Linked DNA regions of Mus musculus: region 1 is linked to region 2. Evidence: chromatin loops called from intact Hi-C (ENCODE). Cell type or tissue: gastrocnemius. All regions are shown on one strand. Each heading gives the region's core, and the rest is flanking DNA. Links, peaks and the distances in the headings are about the cores only. Region 1 holds the start of Mpeg1 (macrophage expressed gene 1). Region 2 holds the start of A330040F15Rik (RIKEN cDNA A330040F15 gene).

The links. Peaks named below come from ENCODE experiments on the same cell type or tissue, not always from the same donor. Only the 100,000 strongest peaks of a DNase experiment are listed, where the experiment ranks them.
Region 1: a loop joins it to region 2, with 4 times the contacts of the local background. A loop is called at or near these places in 10 of 42 quality-filtered maps.

What each region holds. Positions count from the first base shown.
Region 1 is chr19:12,456,306-12,467,955 of GRCm38, reverse strand. It overlaps Mpeg1 (macrophage expressed gene 1), which reads right to left and starts at 7,186. Exons shown (of 2, transcript NM_001374668.1): 1 at 7,095-7,186; 2 at 2,676-6,805. The coding sequence starts at 6,755. The coding sequence ends at 4,614. It overlaps Dtx4 (deltex 4, E3 ubiquitin ligase), which reads left to right. Exons shown (of 9, transcript NM_172442.3): 9 at 1-1,620. In gastrocnemius, for the core only: no CTCF peak of the experiment used is centred there; no DNase peak of the experiment used is centred there; H3K27ac peaks cover 2,156 bases.
Region 2 is chr19:12,589,227-12,600,876 of GRCm38, reverse strand. It overlaps A330040F15Rik (RIKEN cDNA A330040F15 gene), which reads left to right and starts at 4,311. Exons shown (of 2, transcript NR_015503.1): 1 at 4,311-4,939. It overlaps Fam111a (family with sequence similarity 111, member A), which reads right to left. Exons shown (of 4, transcript NM_026640.2): 4 at 11,181-11,650. Gm4952 (predicted gene 4952) reads right to left here and starts at 893. Exons shown (of 6, transcript NM_001167907.1): 1 at 788-893. In gastrocnemius, for the core only: CTCF peaks have their summits at 5,315 (motif pointing left) and 8,751; DNase peaks (open chromatin) are centred at 4,999, 5,176, 8,468, 8,747 and 1 more place; H3K4me3 peaks cover 1,661 bases; H3K27ac peaks cover 844 bases.

The DNA.
Region 1 (11,650 bases), core at 1,812-9,811, 130 kb after region 2:
TTGACTATATATATGTGTATATATACACATACATATATATCATAAGATTTGAAACGTTTGATGCTTGGTAAAAATAAGTGAGAAATTCAACAACCTTCCACATTTGTACTTACGTTAGAACTGGAGTCCACATTTTCATACCACCCTGCACCAGAGATGCCTCCTGTTGGGCTTCCACCATTGTTGATATTGCTGTGGCCAGTAGAATCACCCAAGTGTCCCTAACCCACTTCCCTGGTGCTGAGTTTTCTTTCACTCTACAAATGGCTAATGGAATTTTAATCGCCTTCCACTAGGGGGAGCTGTGGTTGGAGGGAATGTTCTGCCATCTTAGTCCAGCCTGTCCTATCAATGGGAGGCCATTTTGTCTCACAAGCAGAGCAGAAGATTGCTGCATTCACTGCACCTCGGGGAAAACTCCTGCTAAAGTAGAGAAAGATACAGCAGAACTAAATGGAAGGCAAGTAGCCACGGGCGTTAATGTCACACCCTTTTATCAGGTTACCGAATTTCAGAGATAATCGGACCCTCATTGAAGGCTTACAATCATGTTTGTCTTCAGTTACTCGTTGTTATCTACAGTCCCTGCTTCTTGGCAACAAGGATGAGAAATTAGACTGGGAGTTCATGGATAGGAAAGTGAAGCAGTAGGAAGTGAAGAAATGAAAACAGGCTCTGAGATGTGGGAATGGCCAGTGGGGGATGTTTTCACGTAGCAAAGGAGGTAGACGCAGGAAAAGCATAGCATGAGGCAGAAGGAAGAGCCCAGAAGGACATCTCAGGGAGTGACTGTTCTACAAGAAAGACCATTTTGAGGGTTAGTCTTCAAGAATTTCCCCAGAGGACTTTAAAATGTCTATGTCTCATTTCCTTATTCCCCGAGGATGCTCTGAGAGGCTACCTCACCCTCAAGTTTCACTCTTTCAGCTTTCTGGTCTGATGGAAGCTTGGCAATCTCAACAATGTGTGGGTCAAGCAGTAGCTGGTACCTTACTCCTTCTCTTGTGCCAACCCCCAAATATACAGAATTCATTTCAATGAGATTAGGCCCTGGACACAAGCGACTTTGACCCAGAGTGCTTCCCCAGAGAAGCCCTGGTGTGCTCTACTGGGCCAAGCAGGGAGCCCCCATGCCCTTTCTTTTACAGTCTCAGCACCAGCAGCCATGTTCTTCCTTCATGAGACTCCCGGGGTGAACAAATGGGATTGGAGACACAGCTATGAGATGCTTATCCCTTGAAAAGCTATGTGGTATATCTGTGGTTGTCTGTGCCTTTGTGCTTCCATTCCCCTGTCCTTTTTGTAAGATTTAGACTTCTGTGTGATTTTATACTTCAGTCAAAAGTACTTGTCCTGGCATCGCATTGCTGTGTGCATGAGAGGATTGGGAGAAGGCTGCTGTGGCCCAAGAAATAACCACTGCCCCACCCCCCCTTGCTTGTTCGTTGGTCACTTATATCTCAGTGGGGGTTTCTGGGAGAGGGCTGGTGAATGTCCAGATGTCAGGTGTTCTGTTAGTAACTGCTGTGATTTGAAGTTGTTGGTGTTGTTCTGTGGGAGGACATCGCCCCCTGGTGCTCATGAGGTGTACGTGCAGAACAATAAACTGCAAATGAACAAGCACAAATTGTCGTTACTCCTAAGGGCCTGCTTTTGTAGAAGTGCTTTGGCAGCTGGCTCAGAAGCATGAGGATTACTTCCTTTATCTGCGGGCAACCTCAGTCCAACTAGTTCGATAAAGGGAAACTCTTCTTTCTTTATTTTCTAAAACTTCCCACATCTCTTCTACTCCCACATTTCACCTGACTTAACTCTGGGTTTCCCCTCAAAGAAACGGGCCATAAAGCAACAGAAATGAATATGTGAACTTGGGGGGAAAGGGTCATCTTTAAAAACATGGAAACTGGCTTCTTGCATGTTGGGGGATGCATGTGTGTGCGGGGATGTATGTGTGTGCGGGGATGTATGTGTGTGGAGGTGCATATGTGCGAGGCGATGCATGCTTGTATAAAGGGACACGTGTGGGGGGTGCAGTATGTGTGTGTGTGTGTGTGTGTGTGTGTGTGTGTGAAGGTCTGCTGAAGCTAAAGGTTGACATTAGTTATCTCCTCTGCAGTCTTCTACCTTATCCTTTGAAGCAGGGTTCTCTCAGTGAACCTGGAAATTACCATTTTGGCTAGGATAGGCTGATGGACCAATGAGCCCCATGTGCCACCTGTCCATACCTGCGAGTGCTGAGATTCCAGGTTCATACCACCATCCATGCTTTTACAGGGGTGCTGGGGATACATACTCAAGATTCTCATGCTCAAATAGCAGGCACGCGACTGAACCATCTTCCCAGCCGTGAATACTGACCACTTAAATGGCTCCTTATTTTCAGGCAGTTTTAAATTTTTCCAGTAAGCATTTGTTATTAAACATCCCAGTAATAATAGGAACACAAGAACAACAAGGAACTCTTGAACAACAAGTCTAGCCTCTCTTCTCACCAGACTATCTCCATCTCTGATCTCCCTTGGAGTATGGTTTTCTCAGAAACCAGCCCTGGTCTTTCTGCAGACCCCAGCCTTAAAGTCAAGACTGGGCAGAGCCCAGGAGACCTATGACATGGCTTGAGGGTGAACTGGAAACCCCTGTATTCTGACTTCATACAGATGAACACCAAGATAAAATTTTGCCAAGTACACATTTTAATGCATATTTATACTCATTTTTGTTAGTAGAGTTACATGTTTATGGGACAAATATTAAAAAATTCAACAGGAAGTTTCTGCATTAAAGATCTGGGAGTCTTCTGATGTGCCTTGCTTTGCAGATTCAGAGAATTTACAGAAAGAAGTCTCTCCCCGTTCCTGAAGGCTGAGACACTTGGAGCTCTTCAGGAGGGCCTACTCTGTGCACAAGAGCTTGATTGTAACTAGTATTTTCAGAAAGATGGCTGGCTTCAATGAAACATTAAAATATAGCCCAAACCCACAAAGCACACAGAGGTTAAGAAGAACATTTTAACGCTCAAGAGGCAGGTTCGATGGAGAGGTTGTGCAATTAGCCCTCTTGGCTGGGCAGGTGGTAGGGCAGAATTCCAATTCAGTCATTCATTCCTCTCTGTATCTCAAATGGAAACGAATGAGGAAGTCTCTCCCTGTTCCTGAAGGCTGAGACACTTGGAGCTCTTCAGGAGGGCCTACTCTGTGCACAAGAGCTTGATTGTAAGTGTTAAAGCAAGAATACATCATCTTTCGTAGAAGATAGCTCACTGATGTGTTGTGGTGAATAGATACATAATTTCTAAGACAGCTGTAGAGGAATTTCCGTGTTGTAGAGAATTAAATTCTCAGATATGAAAATTGAGCAATACCCCAACTATTGCCAGTTGTCAATCACGAGGCCTTCCAGATAACCCATGGAAGCCATCCTGGAACTGAAATACATATCATGGCCTTTTCCCAGCTAACTGTGACATAAATTTTGTTTTGTTTTAAATTACCCCACCCCTCTTCCAAGCAGCGCGAAAAGGCAAATCCTAACAGACAGAAGACAGCGCTTTCCCAATAGCTTTAGTTTTAGGGAGGAAGTACTATGTAAGTGCAGGCTCACTGTGACTTGCGCATTTTTCACCCCTAGGCAGATAAAAGCTTCTTGCTACAGTCCAAGGGGTTTGTGTGTATTCCTGTGCACCCTCAGCTGTGGTAAGAAGACAAGGGGAAAGACTGTCCAGAGAGAGGAAGGAGTTACATTTTTGACACATGAACGTGAAACCATACTGCTTGATCTGCCAAACTAGAGCTCTGTTTAGTTCTTCATTTATAACCCTGTTAATTGACAGATCTAAGAATTCAAAGTTTCCTAGAATACTCTCATTGTCTCCCGAACCCCGGTTTTTAGCCTTAATTTATTACTCATTTCCTTACTGTTTCTTCATCCTTCATCCCCTAACAGAAAATTATGTTATATTCCCCCCCCCCCCCCCAGGACTTGTTTGCACAGTTCAGAAGCCCAAGACTGACCTAGATTAGCTGTGAGGAAGTTGGGAAATGGAATTTGTATAAACCCCACCCGCTTCTCCTTCAAATGCCTGTGAGGTGACTCATGGGGAGGGCACTGTCAATCAACACCAAGTCCTTAAAGCTAAAGAGTAGGGGGCATGTAGGCCTCCTGTGGCATTTCAGGGCACTGTTTACTGAAACCCTGAGGGCCTCTTTGAAAACACAAGAAAAGAAGTAATGTACTTAAAGCACAGACCTCTTCAGCTTACAAACTGGAAAGCCTTTCAAATTCAGACTAAATGCACCAAATCCAATTTCTCCCCCACCCCTCGTTCCACACACATGCATTCAGGTACAGACAACTATGAGAATGGACGCATACACCCCGAGGCTTAGTCCCAGTCCAGCTTTTTCCAAATGAATCATACCCCTCCCCACACCTCACTTCAAATGGCTCCTTTAATTTCCTGGTGCAGAGGCCTAAGAAAATACTGCCAGGGTTGTAATAGCTGCTTTCTTCCTATGGCGACTGTCACTTCAGTCACTTAGGAAGGCAGAAGTAGAGAAAACAAAGCAAAAGATGTGCTTGAAGCTGTGGCTGGAAACTGTTTCCTTTGGAGACAATTAAGCTGGACTTGGATCCTCTTCTCCATTAAGGACTGTTGCATCTGTTGCTAAGCTTCCAACCAAACTCTCCTGCTCCTCAATTTCCTGGTATTCCTTCTTCTTGTACTTCCGAGTACCATAGATGGCCAAGGTAATGACAACTCCTAGTGCTATGGTGACTCCCAAAGTGATTCCAGCAGCTTCCCCTCCTGACATTCCATTACTGTCCCCATGGATGACTGTCATGGCCCTACGAAGCTCCAGAGGTTCTCCCAGCTTCCACTGGTTGGTCTGAGGATCCTTAATCCAGGATCTGGCAGTCTCACTATTGGTCACTATGACAGTGTTGGTGGCAACCTGGCTCATAAGAGGTGGTTTGGTATAAGGTGGGAGCCTGACAGGGAGCAGGGACCCTCCTGTGAAGATTCCAGCCTTGACACAGTAGGACACTTGGCATCCATCACTGATAACAGCTAGGTGTTGGCTGAAGCCCCCGGGACACTTTTTCAGAGATGGTGCTCTGACGTCTTTAGCTGTATCAGAATTAACCAAGGGGTTCCCCATTATACAACTGAAGAACCCACCAAAGGGGACTGAAAACTTGAACCCCAACTCATAATCCAGGGACACACATACCTTGAGGCTTTCAAACAGGTTCAGTGGGATGTAGCCTGCTGGGCATGACTGTGCATTTGTCATAGGGTTGATGGTCTTGTCAGTGAAGACTCCTCCAAAGAGAAGTCCTGAGTTGTCAGGTACTTGGCCAGCAGCCACACACCAATAAGCCCTAAATTCAGCCTTGGCCACTCTGAACACATCTTCACACACTGTCTTGCAGAAAATCTTGAGGGTGCATTTCTTTTTACATTCCAGACGACTGTAACCCTCTTCATGGGTCTGGGAGAGCAGATGGACAGGGGTGTAGCCAGGGGGACAAGAGAAATCACCTGTGAGCAGGTTCTTCTGCTCCAGGTTTTGGCAAAGAACATCACCTGACAGTTCAGTGCATTCCTGATAAACTCCACCAAAGGTGAAGTTGGTGACTTTCGCATCACAGGAATCATCATCCATATTGGCTTGAAAATTAAAGTTGGGGGAATCAACATTTGTGCATCCTGGGTGAGTGTTAAAAGTGTAATAGTGTCTCACAGCAGTTTCCACTGTCTTCGACAGCTTCTTCACCAAGGGACCTGGCAAGCCAGGTAGCTTGTCAGGTTTAATGAAGAAATGCAGAGGCAAGCCAGCACGGTCTATTGCCACTAGGTGGTTAGTGATGCCCTTCTGCCAGGTTTCTAAGGTGATGCCTGGATAGAAGGGAACCCCTCCAAAACTCTGCACCCTGGAGTTGGTCCTGTTCGACAGGTAGTCCTTCGTCAAACTGGTCTGAGAAATGTAGTCTGTTTCAACTTTGAAGTTCACAATGTTTAAGAAGGCAATCCCTGCAGAAGCGGTCACGGTGTTCTGGCTATTCTGGTTGTCCAGAAGGAAGGAGGACCTTACGTGATCCTCCTGAACCAGTGCAGCCCCAGCATCCACACTAGTGATTACGTGTGTGCCATAGTTGAGGATCAAGAGCTCTGCCAGGTAGGTGGCCATCTTCGTCTGGTTTTTCTCTAGTTGGTCACAGATGTCCATAAGTGCCTTCGTAAACCCCAAGCTGAGCTCTGAAGTTGGGGTGGTTTTCACTGTGTAGATCCGGTTTCTTACCTGAACCCTGGTAGTCACAGCTTGGTCCTTTACTTGAAGGGTCTTCATCCTTTGGAACTCAGTAGAGAACTTGCCGTTGACTCTGGAGAAAAGGGCGAGTTCTGTGTTGATAGAAAGTGAGGTGGTACTCTGGTAATTCATCCAGGACTCCAGGACTTCTGAGTTCATCTCCAGGTTGCTCTCTTTCTGAGGAATAGTATACACTTCATCGGGGATGATGTACTGCCCATCTTCTGTGGTCTTACAGTTGGTGTATGTCAAGTCCATCACCCGTCCCATGTCTACATTTCTCAGATTATCCCAGCCTCCTCCTGGTAGGACCTCCAAGACAGGTAGTTTCAGGGCATTCTTGCATATTTGAAATCCAGTGGTACCCGTTTCTCCAAGAGGCTTGTCTGCTTCAGCACACGCTATTATCATCCAGATGAGGACCAAGGCCATGAAGCTGTTCATGGCGCAGATGGTTTTGGCCATATACCAGCCCTAAGCATTCACCAACAAGACTGGGGCAAACAGAAGGATGGAAAAGAAAGCGGTTGTTGAAACAGAAAATTCTACAGTTCTCCTAAAACCATCAGTTCCTCTTTATGCTGCTCCAATTGCAAAACAGAGAAGTGAAAGCTGGTTGGAATATTAGAGACCATTAGTACCTTGTAAAAATTATTCTACTCTGGATATGCAAAGATACACTCTTCAATCCCCCCCCCCCCACACACACCCTATGTCCCTCACCCTGCCTTTCTTCTACACAGGGGTTTGGCACCCAGTAAAAGTGTGGATTCAACAACTTACCTCTGTCAGAAGGCTCTGTCTGGCTTTTGTTTCACTCTCTTTGACTTCAAAACCTGCCTTTCTCTTCTTTTGTGAAATCACAGTATTAGTTTCTTTTTACTGGAAACGCAGGAGTTAGTAGCAACCTTGTGCTTATTTACATACCCCGCCTCCAGGCTACTCTGTGTCAAGGACAAATCTTAGATGTCTCATTGGTACACTGAAGTTGGGGCCTGCCCCCTGAGAACAAAAGTGTAAAATAATAAATAAATAAATAAATAGATAACCTCAGATGCATGCTTTGTGAGGTCTCATTGTTACAAACTCAAACAGTCCTATTTTGGAGATAGACTTATCTAGGGCTGAACTGCTCAGGAAAGCATTCCGTTTGCTGGGAACCCTCACCCTGAATTGTTCTGGGCATCCTGGGTGAGGGTGAGGGCTTCCACGCTGTTCTGTTTTTCTCCGTTCAGAGAGAAATATTCAAGAGAAGACAAAAGCCACACTACAAATTTGCAAAGTTTGGTTTACTCAAAGCATACAAACGGCCCAGGAGCATCCGTGCTTGTGTCCACACATTTGTCTGATCGTCTCCATGTGTGCAATTTTTAAACTAAGCAGCAACTGACCACACGTTTAACTTTTTCATCCAAAAACTTTTTTGTCAGCAAAGACAGCAAAAAAGGAAACATGCTCTTTATTACATGGGTTAAAAGTACTAAAATTCATTTCTTCTATTGTCAGGAAAACATAATGAGCACTCTTTTCTCAACACCCACCTCTTCTTTTTGTCTAGCAGTGATACTAGCTCCTTTAGATTTGTGATTCAGAGAGGAGTAGTCTGTGCTAGCGATCAAGTATCAGAATTAAGGGAGGCTTAGGTGAATTACACAGTTGTAACACCTGGAGTGTCTTGGTTCATTTAGCAGCAGCCAGGAACTCTATAGCAGATAATAAATCTTCACACAGCACCCTCATAGCACCCCAGATCATTTTAGGAGCAAGATGCAGGGCTAAGACTTTAAAAGCAGAAACATGTTTCAGCCGTGGGTGAAGACTACCACCTGTGTATAGGCTGTGAAGATCTTAACGAACTAAATTATCTCAGGTTGTCATTGAGGAAGCAACAAAGCATTTTTGAAGGACTTGAGCTTCCCTAGCCATGATCCAGGCTCCAGTGGTGTTCTGTAAATCCATAAAAGCCTTAGCATGGTTCTATTCATGCCAAGGTGTTTGGGGAAACTGACTCACACCAGCCTCCAATGAGGAATGAGTTTGTGAACGATGTCCAAGCTATACCAAGTTGGAGAACCCAGCCGAGTCACTGCAGAGGGTGCTCTAGTTCATATATAAGCAGGGTTATGTATTTATACCTCAGGAGACAGCACCTAGAGTTTAAAAGCTGAGACTTGAACGCCCTTGAGTGCTTGCAATAACTCAGTAAGTGCACTCTTCTATTTTAACTGGCTTATGCACACCTATTTGATGACAGGCAGGCTAGCAATTTCTTCTTGTTCTCTCTTTTCTAAATCACGTTGAGGGCTGGGGACGTGGTTATGAGGGTGCAGTGTTTATTGTGCAGGTACTAAGTCCTGAGTTTGGATCCTTAGAACTCGCCTAAAATGTGCACACAGCAGTGCATGCCTGGATCTCCAGTGCTGGAGAATCCCAAGAGACTGCTAGCTAGTGAGTAAGCTAAGCGACTGCTAAGATGTTAAGCTTCAGGTTAAGTGAGAGACCCTGTCTCAAAAATAAATAATAAATAAATAAATAAATAAATAAATAAATAAATAAATGCAGTGGAGAAGCAATTTAGGAAAAATTATGATGTCAACCTCAGCTTCTGCATGTGCCTGTGTGGGTGACCCCATATCACATACACACACATACACACACACACACACACACACACACACACACACACACACACACCACAGCACACACAAGAATAATATAAATAAGCCATAGATCCTGTTGAGACCTTGATATCCTGAAGCGAGAGGCAGGTAAAGTAAGCACAGATGGTTCTAGATTCAAGTCTTAGCAAATTGCTAAACAGTCTCTCATTATTTTCTGTCCTTTCTTTTTAGTACAGTTTTCCACTCTAACATCACATAAAATGGAAGAATGGCAAAATATTCTACAGACAACACAAGTTTTTCAAACAATGTTTATAATGAAAAATTATTGTGTTATACAATGATATGTAAAAACAATAGCATCATGAACCCAGATATGGCCAAGTATATAAAATTAGAGGCTCCAACACCAGCCAATTGACAGTGTCTGGTCAATAGAGTTTGTTGAATAATTTTTTTACTCTTAAATCTCCAGAGATTCTTTGATTTTCTTGCGTTTTCAACAATGATAATGTCTTAGCTATGAGGTTTTTTTTTAAACTGAGCATTTATTAACTACTAAATAACAATGACTATCAGTTTATATTCAGTAAAACAACTCAAGCAATACAGATATATATTTTAAATTTTTTAATTTTTGATGTAGAACACAATTAAAACATTTCTCCATTCTCATTCCTTCCCACAATCCATCCCATATACCTCTCCCCACTCTACTTCAATTTCATGGCATTTTTTTTACTAATTGTGAATGCATACATATATGTATATGTATGTGTATGTGTGTGTACATGTCTCTGTGTACATGTGCTTAGGTGTGTACATGTGTCTATGTGTATGTCTGTGTATGTGTATCTGGATGTATATGTGTGTGTTTGTGTACATGTATGTGTATGTATGTATATAAATATATATTCTTAAATGTAACCACTCAGTCCTTATAACGTTACTTATATTTTCAGGACTGACCATGTGGCACTGGAAAACCAATTAGTATGCTCTTGTTTTTTTTTTAAAGCATCAAATTACTTTTGGCATTTTCGTGTGCCCGTGGAGGTTGAACGCATGGCTTTTATGATTTCTTTGGTGAAGGAGGTTTAGCTGGTGAGAAACAATGAAAGAAGAAGTGAAATGGTGAGACTCCAGGGCACAACCTCCATTTGCATGCCAGGACAGGAGGGCGGTGCTCAGAATGTCCGATGGGAGGACATTGGTGGGGATTTGACTAGCACCTCCCACCTCCATTTGTCCTGTTTTCCTCCTTCCAGTAATGTTCTCTGCTTTTTCTTGAACTGAAATATTCCTATAAACACACGTTCTCTCCAGATGGCTCCCCTGAGGCAGTGAAGGGCTGGGGCTAACTTCTGAGCTCTGGCTTCTAGCAGAGAGAGGCAATTCTTCCACAGAAGGTGTGCTTCTCTGGTGCCGCAAATCGATTTCACTTCCTCCAGCAAGCAGCAAGAGGGAAGTCACACATCTGCTTTCTTTCTAAGTCTGAGCATGTTTGGCACTGTGTCACGAGCAGTTAAGCCATGATTTACGTCTAAGGTTCACTTCTGTGTGGGCTTGGAGCCTGTTTGGGGGTTTCTGACATGCACACCTCACAGGTGATCCGAGACGGTTGTGCTAGCCAGCCTCAGCCTACTTTGTTTGCCAGAGATCCAGGAGACAAGTCTGACACCTGACATACAAAGCACTGTTAAATGGAACAGAGAACCTGACTGTTAGAGACCATATTTTGATGACAATGACAGACCTGTGTGACACAGAGCACTGTGGCTGTTTTTGTTTGTTTGTTTGTTTGTTTGTTGTTTTTATTTATTTATTTAATTCCTGGGCAGTTGACTTCTAACCTGATATTCTGAGAGTTGCTTTGTCAACTCAGAATGAATTCTTTGCACTAAGATTGTTTGTCTACTAATCACACACACACACACACACACACACACACACACACACACACACACACACAAACAAAACAAACAAACAAAAAAACCCCAAACTCAGTGGTTTCATACTATCATTTTTTCTGGAGGGTAAAAACAAAAGACACTTGGGAAATTCTGCAGAGTCATATTAAATGCTAGGCCAGAATTTGTCCACCCTCGCCATTTTATTCTGATATTTACCTGAGACAAGGTCTCACTGTTTAGTTCTGACTGACCTGGAATTCTCTAGGTAGGCCAGGCTGACCTTGAACTCATGGAGCTTCCACCATGCCAAAACAAGGAGTCTTTGAAGGTCTGTTGAAGCAAAAACACAATTCTCACCTCAAGGAGAAAAAAAAAGCATCATTTATTCTAGGTTCAAATATGAGTGATCTGTAAACAGATTCAGGTCACTCCAACATCCAAGCAGTTTCATGAAGTTTTTATAGAGAAAGAACAAGGACATTCATAAATCAAGGAGTTTTTTAAATGCAGTGGTGGGAACACCAGGTAGTGGGCTTGAGCAAAACTTCAAAGTCTTCCGTATAAGTCTCAGATGCCATCTGATGGCATTCTTAGCCTTTAGGTTGGTGGAAGCCAGGGGTTTGTTTCTACATCCCAAAAAGGATTTTATCTGATAGCAAGAAGGATTAGGTCAGTCGTGGGGGTAGGCAATAAATGGCTGTTATAGAGACTAGAGAACGCTCATGATAACCTGGCTTTGATCATGTAACACCACACGGTTTACAATTGTGACGTTGTATTATCAGTCAACTCCTCAACATCACTG
Region 2 (11,650 bases), core at 2,308-10,307:
AGAAAGGGAACAGGAACATATTGGTGACCTGCCAGTGGTGGCCATGGGCAAAGTCCTCTTGTAAATGGCATTTGGAGACTCTTTATGAAACCATTTCTGTGTTAGAAATTTATCAAAAGAATGCAATTCATGGGAAAAAGTTCTCTATGAAAAATTGTGCATAACAGAGACATGTCACCCTCTATCTACATTCATAGATATGATGGTAAATATTTTTAATCAGGAATCCTTAATAATAGAATTGTATTATAGATGAGGGTTTTAAAATGCATATCTTTTATGTTTTGAGTAATCAATTCACATTTTCAAAGTGTTAATACCTTTGTGATTTTTAAGTAGGGAGATTCATTTATCTGGATATGAGTAACTCAAAGAAATATAACTATCTTAATATGCTATAAAGTATTTACACACACAAACACACACATAGTCTCAAATAAATATAACTTGAATTAGCACACTTCTTTCCAATCTCGAACACATTTGCTGTCACAGGGCTACAAATAGCTGTTTTCAGTTTCGTCATTTTTGTTTATCAATTCATAATAAATCTTTCCTCCACTCAATCAAGAATTTCTCACAAATCCCAGCAGACTGCTCGGTATTTGACGGTTTCCTAAATCTTACTAAATGAAAAACCTCTTTTCTTCCCTCACAAAATTTCCATAACCAATGAGTTCTAAAAATTTCTACCTTTATCCAACAGGAATATTGTGATTCATCCCCTTCAGTGGAAAGCCAAAAGGAGATGAGGAGTTCCCACGTGCCAGCTTCTCCTGGTCCTCACCTGCAAAGTTGTCTCCTCTGTCAGTCTCTCCAGAAGCCAGCTGGAGGAGCAACAGTGATAGACGGTGATGATGAGGAGCTTGGATCTGGCTTCTAGGACACTGTTTAGCAGAAGTTCTTAGAGCATGTGTACCAAGCTATGCAAACTCAAAAGTGTGTCATTTCAGGCCCCTCCCTCTGGGGTCCTTGCTCCAGAATCTGCTCTGTAACTGGGAAGTTCACTGTGTACATTTGTGGCTCTTTTTCAAAACAGAACAGCTTTTTGCTCCTAGAAATCTCACTATCACTCAGAAACTGAGCTGTGAAACCAGCTGACCAGGAGTTAGTGGTTGTGTGAGTATACACATGTGATGGAGTATTATTAACCATAAAGGCATAAAAGTTTCATATTTGGTATAATATGGGTGAATCCTAACTACATTGTATTAAATGAAATAAGCTAGACACAGGAGAGAAATATCAGATGATCCCACATAGGAGATCAGTGTAGAAGAAGCAAATTCAGACAGGGACGGTAGAATAGGGGTTACCAAGAGCTCAGTAGGTAAAGAGGTCACATTAGGGAATGATGATATAGTTGAGGTATAGATAATGTGTATAATTGCAAAATCCTGTGAATATATTTAACACACTATATTGTACACTTAATTAAAACGATGTTATGCAGACTTTACAACAATGTATTTACATATCTGTATGGATATATATGAATGTATGTATATGTATGCACATATACATATATTTTGGCATATATGTCAACAGAAAACAAAACACAATATGTCCCATTTCTCAAGTATCAGTGTATATATTCCTTCCTGTCTGTGAATCTCTATCAGTTAGACTCATATAAATGCACTTTCTTTTTCTCAGAGTTGTTGAAGGTAATCATTGTTACTTAAATGTAAATAGGTGTGTGTGTGTGTGTGTGTGTCCGTCCATGTTTCTCTGCATAGTGGGGAGTGCTCATTCTGTTGTGTATACATATAGAAGCCAGAAGTTAGGTGTCTTCCTCAATGACTCTCCACCTTATTTTTTGAACCTGGACCTTTTCAATTTGGTCAGACTGCCTGGGCAACACACCCAGGGGCTCCTCCCCTCTTGTCTCCCTCTTCTCAGCGCTAGCATAGTGCTTAGCTGTGCCCCACATTTAACTGAGTGCTGGAGATCAGAGTTAAGTCCTCCTAAGTACATGGCAGGCACTCTACTGGCAACTATCTCTCAAGTGTTAACTCTTAACTAAACAACTTTAGTCAATGTTTTGCTGTTCGGTGATTTTGAAACTGCTCATTTTTGCTAGTGTCAGGTAGGATCCAGAAATCAAAGGGAACTCGGCAACTCCCATACTTCACTTACCTTGTGATTTTTAGCAGAGCCAAGTTTGGATAGCTTTCCAGTTTTTCTTTTACACAGCATTATGGACACTACAAAAATCTCACTGAAGCACAAAAACCTTGACGTCAGTTCTCTGGGTTCCAAATTTGATGTTAATACCCCTTAAGAGAATCCATTGAATAATCGCATCTAGCAAGAAGTCTGGGTATTGGGGTAACTGAAAACTTTGCAACTATGTTCCAAAGGGAGTGTGGAGATGAGATGGAAGAGAAGAAGAGGAGGAAGGGAAAGGAAAATTATTTTTAGAGTTAGCTTTAGTGTTTACATAATGATCAGAATTATGACACAGAAATTTGTGATTTATTTAACTATTTTTCTGTTTTGGAAATTTAGGACACCCCAAAATCTTACTGTTATTTTAAAAGAACAACATAAGAGGCATCTTTGTACATACTTCTCAGTCTTCATAGTTTTATTTTGTAAATAGTTTATTTTTCATTAATAATTAACACACAGAATTAGGTTTTATTGTGCCAGTTTCAGACAAAATTTATTTTGTTGAATCACCTCACCTTTCTCACCCCCCATACCCTCACCCCCTCCCCACTGTACCTTACACACATCCTCCATCTCCACATTCACCTCCCTGTGCCCTTCCTCTACTTCTGCAACACTTTCTTTCCCTCTTTGTGCACTCTTTTCTGATTCCAGAGCCTACAGTCAAGGAATTCACCCCAACTTACATACGACAGACAGACAGACAGACAGACAGACAGACAGACTTTATAGGCTAGGCTCCACATGTGAGAGATGTGCTGTCTGTCTAAATCTGGAGGGTTTTTTTTTCTAATTCCCATATTCATTCATTTTTCTGTAAGTTATGTGATTTCATTTTTCTTTACAGCTGAATAAATACCATTTATATATGTGCCACGTTTTCCTTATCCATTCATCTGTTGGCTCCATTTGGGCTGGTTCCATTTCTTTGCTATTTTGAATAGAAAACCAATAAATGTGGATGTGCAGGTATCTCTGTGGTAGAATACACACACACACACACACACACACTCACACACACACACATACACACACTCACACACTCAGAAGTATATCTGGATCATAGGGAAGTTCTGTTTTTTTAATTTTTAGAAATGTATACTAATTTATATAATGGCTGTACTAGGTTACATTACCTCAACAGCACTGCTGTCTCTTTTCTTTATCTTAGTAATTGTCACTAGGGGAAGATGGAATCCAAAACGTAGCTTCAATTTTCACTCAGCTGGTAACTAAGAATGCTGAACGCCTTTTTAATCTCTGGTGTCCATATGTGGTCCTACTTTTGCGAACGGTATCTTCCATTCATTGGCTGATTTATTGACTAGCTATTTTGAAGTTTAATTACTGCAGTTCTTTATATATTCTAGACGCCCAGCCCCTGTCTGAGGCATAGCTGGCAAAGACATTCTCCACTCTGCAGGCTGTTGGAGAATGTTGCAGAATGTTCACTCTGTCCTGTCCTCTGTGGACAAAGGGAGGAGCCTCTCTGCCAGGCATTCCGGAGCCCAGTCCTCCGGTTCTTCTCTCCACCACATCCAGATGCTCCAGCTCTGGAATCCCTGGCTCCAATCTCTCTTCCCAGTAATTTTCCAGCACTTTTCACACACTAGACTGTAACTAGACACTGAGGAACCCTACGGCTTCCCAAATCTTACATCCAGGAGTTGTCAGTGGGAAGGGGGGGTCCATAGAAGAGGGCCAGATTCAGCCAGGTTGAAGGGAGGGGGAGGTGTACGGCAGCCCCAAAGGTGCTTGAGGCAAAGCAAAGTCAGCTGAGGTGTGAGCAGTAAAAGGGCTCCAGCAGTATCTTGCTGAAGACCCCGCATTCCTTGGGAACTGCAAAGTCCTAGAATTCCTGCACTAAGGGCCAGTAGGGGCTGGGGGTGGCGATGGGGGCATAAAGGGGTCTCCTGCAGCTAGGCCGAAGCTGGGTTTGTATAATCAAGACAATTTAAACTACTTGCCAGGACAAATACTTGAAGGTGGTCTTGGAATCCTGTGAGGATCTAAGGAAGGGAAACACCTGCCCTCAACACCTATCACGTGAGGACATCAGTAAGCAAAGCTAGTCACTGGGTGAGTCAGTGGACAGACCAGGGATTTGGATGGCTCACCCGTGTCTTGGCGGAACTGGTTCATGGACTGCAGGTCGATGATGTAGGGGGCAATCTGTCTCTCCACCTAGCCCAACACCACGCTGGCCCCGCGCGTGGACCAGCGCAGCACCGCCTTGAAGTGGTGTTTCACAGCAGGGCTGTAGGGACACCAGCCGCCATGATCGGTCAGCCATTCCTACACCACTAGGGTCCAAGGCTGAGGTCTGGAGCATGAAGTGCCCTGAGATGCTCCCTTCCCCGTCCTTGCACACCCGGCCTCGGGCGCCACCGCCTCCCGGGAAGCCTCAGCTGTGGTTCATGGGGGAGTCTGCAGTCGCTTAGGCACCGGGACGCGGACCCGTAGCTGCCCGCCTCCAACTGTGCTCCACCGCCCCTGTCGCTGCCGCTGCTCCGAGGGGTCCAGCGGCTTCATGCAAAAAACCTGACCCTGCACATTCGCCGCCCGCCTTGCAAAGCCACCCAGGGCGCACGGCCCAAGCGCGACGCAGCACCCGCCTCGCACCAGTTGAGCCTCGCTGGAGTTGCATGGTCACGCCCTCCGTCCTCTCTCCGCTGGGAGCCAGGCAACGGCGGTGGCACAGCTCCCTCCCTGGGGCTCCGCTCAGAGGCTTCCAGGTGTCTCCCCTCCCCGGAAGAACGCCAAGGTGAGCTCACGCCCGCGGATACTTCCCGGGTCCCCGGGTGTCCAAAAGCTCGCTTGCCATCCCGGTCCCAGGGGCCAACGCGGGGACTGAGGTTTGCAGCCACTAACTTCCTGTCTGTTTTCAGCTCAGCGCTGGCTGTATCCGCGGCCAGAGCTCCTACACTTGAGTCTCACCAGGGCTTTTGCTCGCACTGACATACACACACTGACGAACACACGCACGCTCAGCCCCACGCCTTCTTCTTCTGGCCTGCTATTACCTCATCCAGGCCTGAATCCTGGAGGTGTGTCAGATATGCAGAAGCCACGCCCTCTGTCAGTTTGCACCAGCATCTTAGAGCTTTCATGCTCTCTGCTGGTCAAACGTCACAGTTGTGACCACTGAAAGTCAGTGCCAAGGGATGCATGCGTTTATGGTATAAACTTTATGCTGTCTATGTAGAAATCAGAGCAGGCTGAAATATTGTACTGCCTTTTGAAAGTCAATATGAAACAAAGAAATAGACTCTTATACTCTGTACCCATTGGATGTTGTATATGTACATACATAAAATGGGTTTAATTAGAACTACCCCCAGACACTAATGACTATCAAATAAAAAGCCTAGTGCCAGGTGTGGGGCCAGGTGTGGGTTACCTTTTAAAGCTGCCCCACACAACCCCTCAAAGCATTACAGGCTATTCCACGGCTCTTGGTTACTGTCCAGAACTTGATAAGGGGTTAATACAGACGTCCCATTTAGGGCTGAGAACTCTGTATTATTCTCAACACTTTGAACAAGTAAGTATGAGTCTCTGTGTTGAATAATACCCATATTTTAAAGAAAGCTTCTGCCTAGGCCTATGGACATAAACATAAATATTGAGAAGGAATTTTGACACAAGACTGTTTAGGAATTAGCAGTGGCATCTTCTACTCTAGGATCTAGGAGCTCCCCAGCCATTGATTTGGAGCCAGTCTTCTAGTGTGGTTGTGCCGTTTCTCCCTTTGACCAAGCAATGTACTCAACATCTAGTCTCCTCATATCCATCACCATCACCATCGTCGTCGTCGTTGTCGTCCTCATCAGCATCATTGTGAGGAGGCACAAACTATAGTGTGTATGTGGAGAGGGAAGGACAACTTTGTAGAGTCAGTTCTTTTTTATCATTATGTGGGTCCTGGGCATTGAACTTGGGTTATTTGGTGTGTGGTAAGCTCTTTTAGCCACTGGGCCATTTTGTGAATCCTATTATCAGTATACTTTTTTTAGCGTTTCTATTAGGGGTGTCATGATATTTCTTGAGCTTTTAATGTGTGTGAACATGCCGTGTGTTAATAATAGTGATGCTTATTTAGTGTTTCCCTATGTGACTTCTTGATTTCTGCATCTTCTTTGTGAAATGTTTGTTCATGTGTTTGGCTACTTTTAAAATGAAGTGAGAACATTAAAAATATCCTCAATGAAAACTTTTGGATACTTGACTTGAAAATATCTTCTATCAAGCTGGAGGCTCTTTTCATCCTTAACAGGGTTTTTGTTTTTTACAACTTTCTGGCTTCCACTTTCTGTATTTAGTGTAAGAATTGCTTGACGGTCTTTTAGATTTGATGACTTTTCTGCTTTTCCTTATAAGGCTTATGATTTTACAATTTATACCTAGATATGTGGTACAATTTAAATTAATTATTATGTGGAAAATGATCCCTCCCTCCCTCCCTCCCTCCCTCCCTCCCTCCCTCCCTCCCTCCCTCCCTCCCTCCTTGCCTTTTCTTTCTGTTGGGACTTTGGGGACTTCTTGCTCCAGTGTGATTTATGAAAAAGTTTCATCTGAATTTCTTTGGTACCTTTGTCAAATACACCTGCAAATATTCCGTGAACCTATCCATTTTCAAAATCTCTCTATTCAATTCTATTTATATATGTGTTCGTCCCCTATCAGTAGTATATACTGTTGATTCACAAACTGTAATAATAAGCTAAGTTGGAATATTATAAGTAGGACACACTCAGAGTAAAAAACATTGTTTTAAATGTCAGATTCCAATTGCTAATTGCTGGTAAATAAGAATTTTTTGTTATTATCTGTTCACTCTACAGTTGCTTCAATTTTCACTCTGGTCTCAATATACATAGATCCCTCCACAACGTGCATGTTGGTAAGATGTTACCTAAGGCTCAGTGGAGTAAGATTACCAGGCTGAGCTGTCATGATTGACATTAGTACTTCATTAAAGATCAAGCCTCTTTGTCCTTCCACCTTCTGTCATCAAAAGATGCAACAAATGGCACTATCTTGGAAGCAGTGAGGTTTACCAGAGACATAAGTCCTTAGATCTTGGATTTCCCAGTCTCCACAGATACAGTAACAAATTTCTACTATTCAAAAATAACCCAGACCAGGGCTAGAGAGATGACAGCTCACAATTGTTTGTAACTCCAGTCCCAATGCATCTGACAACTTCCTCCTGGCTCCATGGCATCAGACACACATGTACTGCACAGACATACATGCAGGCAAAACATCCATACACATAAAAACAAAGAAAGAAAGAAAGAAAGAAAGAAAGAAAGAAAGAAAGAAAGAAAGAAAGAAACAAAGAAACAAAGAAACAAAGAAACAAAGAAACAAAGAAGGAAGGAAAGAAAAGTACCTCAGCCTCATGTACATTGTTAGAACATCAACAGTGAACTAAATCATTTATCCATCCGGCCCAGCAACTTTTTGTGGCTATTGTTCATTATTTAGGAATTTTTTAAGATACATAGACAAACGTATTCTGTAAAGAGCCTTTCTCTTCCCTTTTAATACATGTGTTATGTATTTCTTGTATTACATCAGCTAGGACTTCTAGTATTGAATTGGAGTGGTGACAGTAAACATCATAGCCTCATGTTTGATCTTGGCAGGAAAGCATTTAGGTCTCCTATCATTACATATCATAATAGATGTAGGGTTTTTAAAGTTCTTTATCATACTGAGAAATTAAGCTCTATTCCTAGTTTGCTGAGAGTGCTTGTGAATTATTGTTTAATTTTGCTGAATGCTTTTCTGTATCCAGTGATATGATATGATATTTTTGTTTTTTTTATCTCAGTTGCATCTCTCTGGCGCTGTCCATTCTCCTCATCCTTCTCTAGCATGTCTCGCAGTGTTGGCATCTTCTATGCTGCCATGACCAAAACCTCCCTTCCTTGGCTGTCTTAGACCATCTGCCATGCTTTCCTCAAGTGGATAAAACTTTCAATGAGCCATCAAATATGGCCAAAAGAGTAACAGGAAAGGCTTAGATACATCATTTAAATGTTAACCACATTCCTGTCCTCCTTCACTGACCCAAAAATCTATCAGGTGGCATACATCCTTCTTCCTGATAAGGTATGGAAGATTTGAGAATGTGCCTTTACCATCTCTGGATAAAGATCCTCAAATAAGTCTGGTGTTCATATATCCTGATTATCCTTGGTTTTGATCTATTTCCATAAGGTGTGTGTGTGTGTGTGTGTGTGTGTGTGTGTGTGTGTGTGTGTGCCAGGACCCCTGTTGTGAATTCAGAGTGAAAAACTTGTAAATTGCCTTCAGCAAGGCTCTTATGTTTTGTTGGTTGGTTGGTTGGTTTTTGGTTAAATCAATAACACTAAGACTATGCAGGCTAAAATCTTGGTTAAACTATATATTTAAATGGCATACTTTCATTGTTATGAAATATCAGTTGAGTCATTGCCCAAAAAGGATGCCAATAGAAGAAAGCCTCCTTGTGACCTGTCTGTTTTGACACAGGATCCTGGCTGCCATTGGGAGGGAATGTACCTCACAGCTCCATCCAATAGGTGGCAATGTTGTGTTAGGAAATGGTCTCTAAGCAGGCCTGCAGACTTGAGTCTCTCACCACAGCTGGGCTTTTCCACCTCCTTAGCACACTTTTATTTTGCTAGCCTACATGCAGGCCCAGAGGGCAATCGACATGTCCAAGTGGAGCAGATGTCAAACAAGAGGTCCTCTTCTGCATCAAGTATTGAGTCCATCCAAATGATCCTATTCTTTGGGTTCCCTTTATCTTCCTTCCCCATCAAAAGTATCACCTAACCTACATCAGTTTGATTCTATTGTTTCCTTCCCACTAACAGAATCAAAATGAAAATCAGGGGCTTTTACCCCATACACCTGCTTAGAAGCCCAGGAAATCAAAGACTCTGGTACAGGCCAGCTAGAGTAGAGAAGTGCAGCTGTGGGGAGATAGAGAAGGGAAACTTGATTGTCAGCACCTTTTCACGCCAGCATCCATTTCTCTCCACGTAACTCTCAATGCTACAGAATACCCAGGTCCAGGTGTTGGCCTCATGCACCGTGCTTCCTCCCATTGGTTCTGTCAGACTGACCAGGCTTTGATGTTCGTATTTTTTCCTCCTTGTTGGAAAGTGAGGGATACTGTGACTTCGTTGAATGAGTCAAAATAATACTGTTGAGCCCCTTTCTGAATTCCTCCCAACATGGGTATACAATTTTGCATGGCCCCCAGAGCCCCCCTGGAATAGAAACCTCTCAGAGGTATGTTTTATCTCCCTCCCCCAAAAGCAGCTGAGGAGGAGGTAGACAAAGAGTGGGTTCAGAGTTAGAAAAAAGAAATCACCTACATGATTCTATCTTTGGTGTTGGATAACTGGTTTGTATTAAACTGAATGGATTTCTAATGATTTGGTTAACGCAAAGCTATGTACCACAGAAGTCCTTTATTGCTGACATGATTAATATCCACACTAGTAAGTCATGTATCTGGTAGCTATAGCTACATCCCTTTTCTGCAGGGCCATGGGACTTGCTTACCCAATGTAACAGCCCATCCTTTTTTCTCCTTTGCTGAGAATAACTTGAGTAATACTGAAGAGCCATTGGGATCGCTAGCTCATAGTCAGACGTATTAACATGTGTGTCAGTGGGGACTTTTAATCCTCTTCCTTTGCCCACTGCATGTGTTTCTTGGTTGACAGAATTTGATTCCACAAATCAGGGAATCCTCTCAGGTTCTGGAATGTACAGAGCAGAATATGTAATAGAAAAGATAGTTATTGATTACATGTTGACAAGCTAGAGAGTTGGTTCCAGGGTTATGAGCATTTCTTCCAGAGGATCTGGAGTTCAATTCCCAGACCAGCCATGGCAGCTCACAACCCTCCAATTATAGCTCCAAATTCCAGAGGAGCTCATGCCTTCTTCTGGATTCCTAGGCATTAGGCATATACCTAGTGTATAGGCATACACAGAGACAAAAACACCTATACATATAAAATAAATAAATAAATCTAAGAAAAGTCATAGATTGAGAGCTGAGAAGGTAGAGCATGCCTCTCAGTAGAGAAGAGTATAGCAGACAAGTCAGTCCTATGGGCAAACGACAGGACACATTGTAAGAATTTGACTTGGGATGTTTACAGATTAATTTTAAGGAGCGAATATGGAATTTGGTAGGAAGCACAGCTTAGATTAAGCATTGCCGCAACCAGGATTGTCAATTAGGCAGGCCTATTTTCTTTAAGGAAATGAATGCCTAGTCACTTGGAATGCTGGAGTGAAACTGGTCAAACAACTTGGTGCCCTAGGCTATTCTTTTAGGAGCAGCAGCCACCTGAATTTCCCCCAAGTCTTGAGAACCAATTAGGCCCCAGTCATGGGCTTTCTCTTAGAAAATAGAATTTATCCTTATGAAAAGCCCCCATGTACTGTGTACCCTCCATCTGTAGGATCCACCCTCAGGCTTATTAAATCTTCCTTTGCAGGTTCTAGCCCCAAGCACTGTATGTAGCCCAGTCAACATGCACTGTTCTTATGACCAAAGTCTCAGATTCTTTTCTATAGTGGGGCATTTTGCAAGGGGATTTCAATGTATCCATTTCTAAGGCTTTTCTATGAGAATTACCACATAGAAACTACTTTCCCAAAGTCCTACTGTGTTTAAATGTGTAAGAAAATTAAGCCATTTTCTCTAAATTTGATCCCCATCTGACTGCCGCAATTCAGATGCCCCAATTTTCATTCTTTGCAGTCCACTTCGTTGTCAGTCATAATACTTGCAGGGTCGGAACCCCCTCTACTCCCAACAGAACTTAAAAATAATGAGGATCTTTTGGCTGGTAAGAGTAACTTATAAGTTATAAACAAACAAACAAACAAAAAATAAATAACTAAAGAAAACAGCTGTGAAAACAACATTTATTACTTTATAATATTGAGAATGAATATTTGGACCAAAAACAAAGGGAATTCCATACAAATAATTTTTTTAATTTGTATCTCAAAATTCACTATGTTTAATGGTGATTCATCTGTATTTGATTTGGGAACAATACATTGGGCAGGGGACACAAAATATCTCACAATAGGACTAGGAGGTGTCTGGAAAATAAGGGGAGTTGTGGCTTGCGATCATGCTAGCTCTAACACAGGACATATTTCGTTCTGATAAGGGAAGAATTGAAGCAATGCCAGATCTCTTAGCAACCTTCCCTCAGCATCTCAACTACTCGTTCCACTTTCCCTCCAATAATCTAAGACCTCATGTCTTCTGTATGTAAGGTCTCATTGACTCTGATTTTGATGAGATTACTTCTTGAACACCGCGTCCTTTCTCTCCAAGGGACCAGGACTTGAGTGTCACACTGCTGAAAATTGTCCAGTATCTTCCTAGCCCTCTCCATTGTGAATCCTATGAAGTAGAAACCAGTGCTTGCTCTCC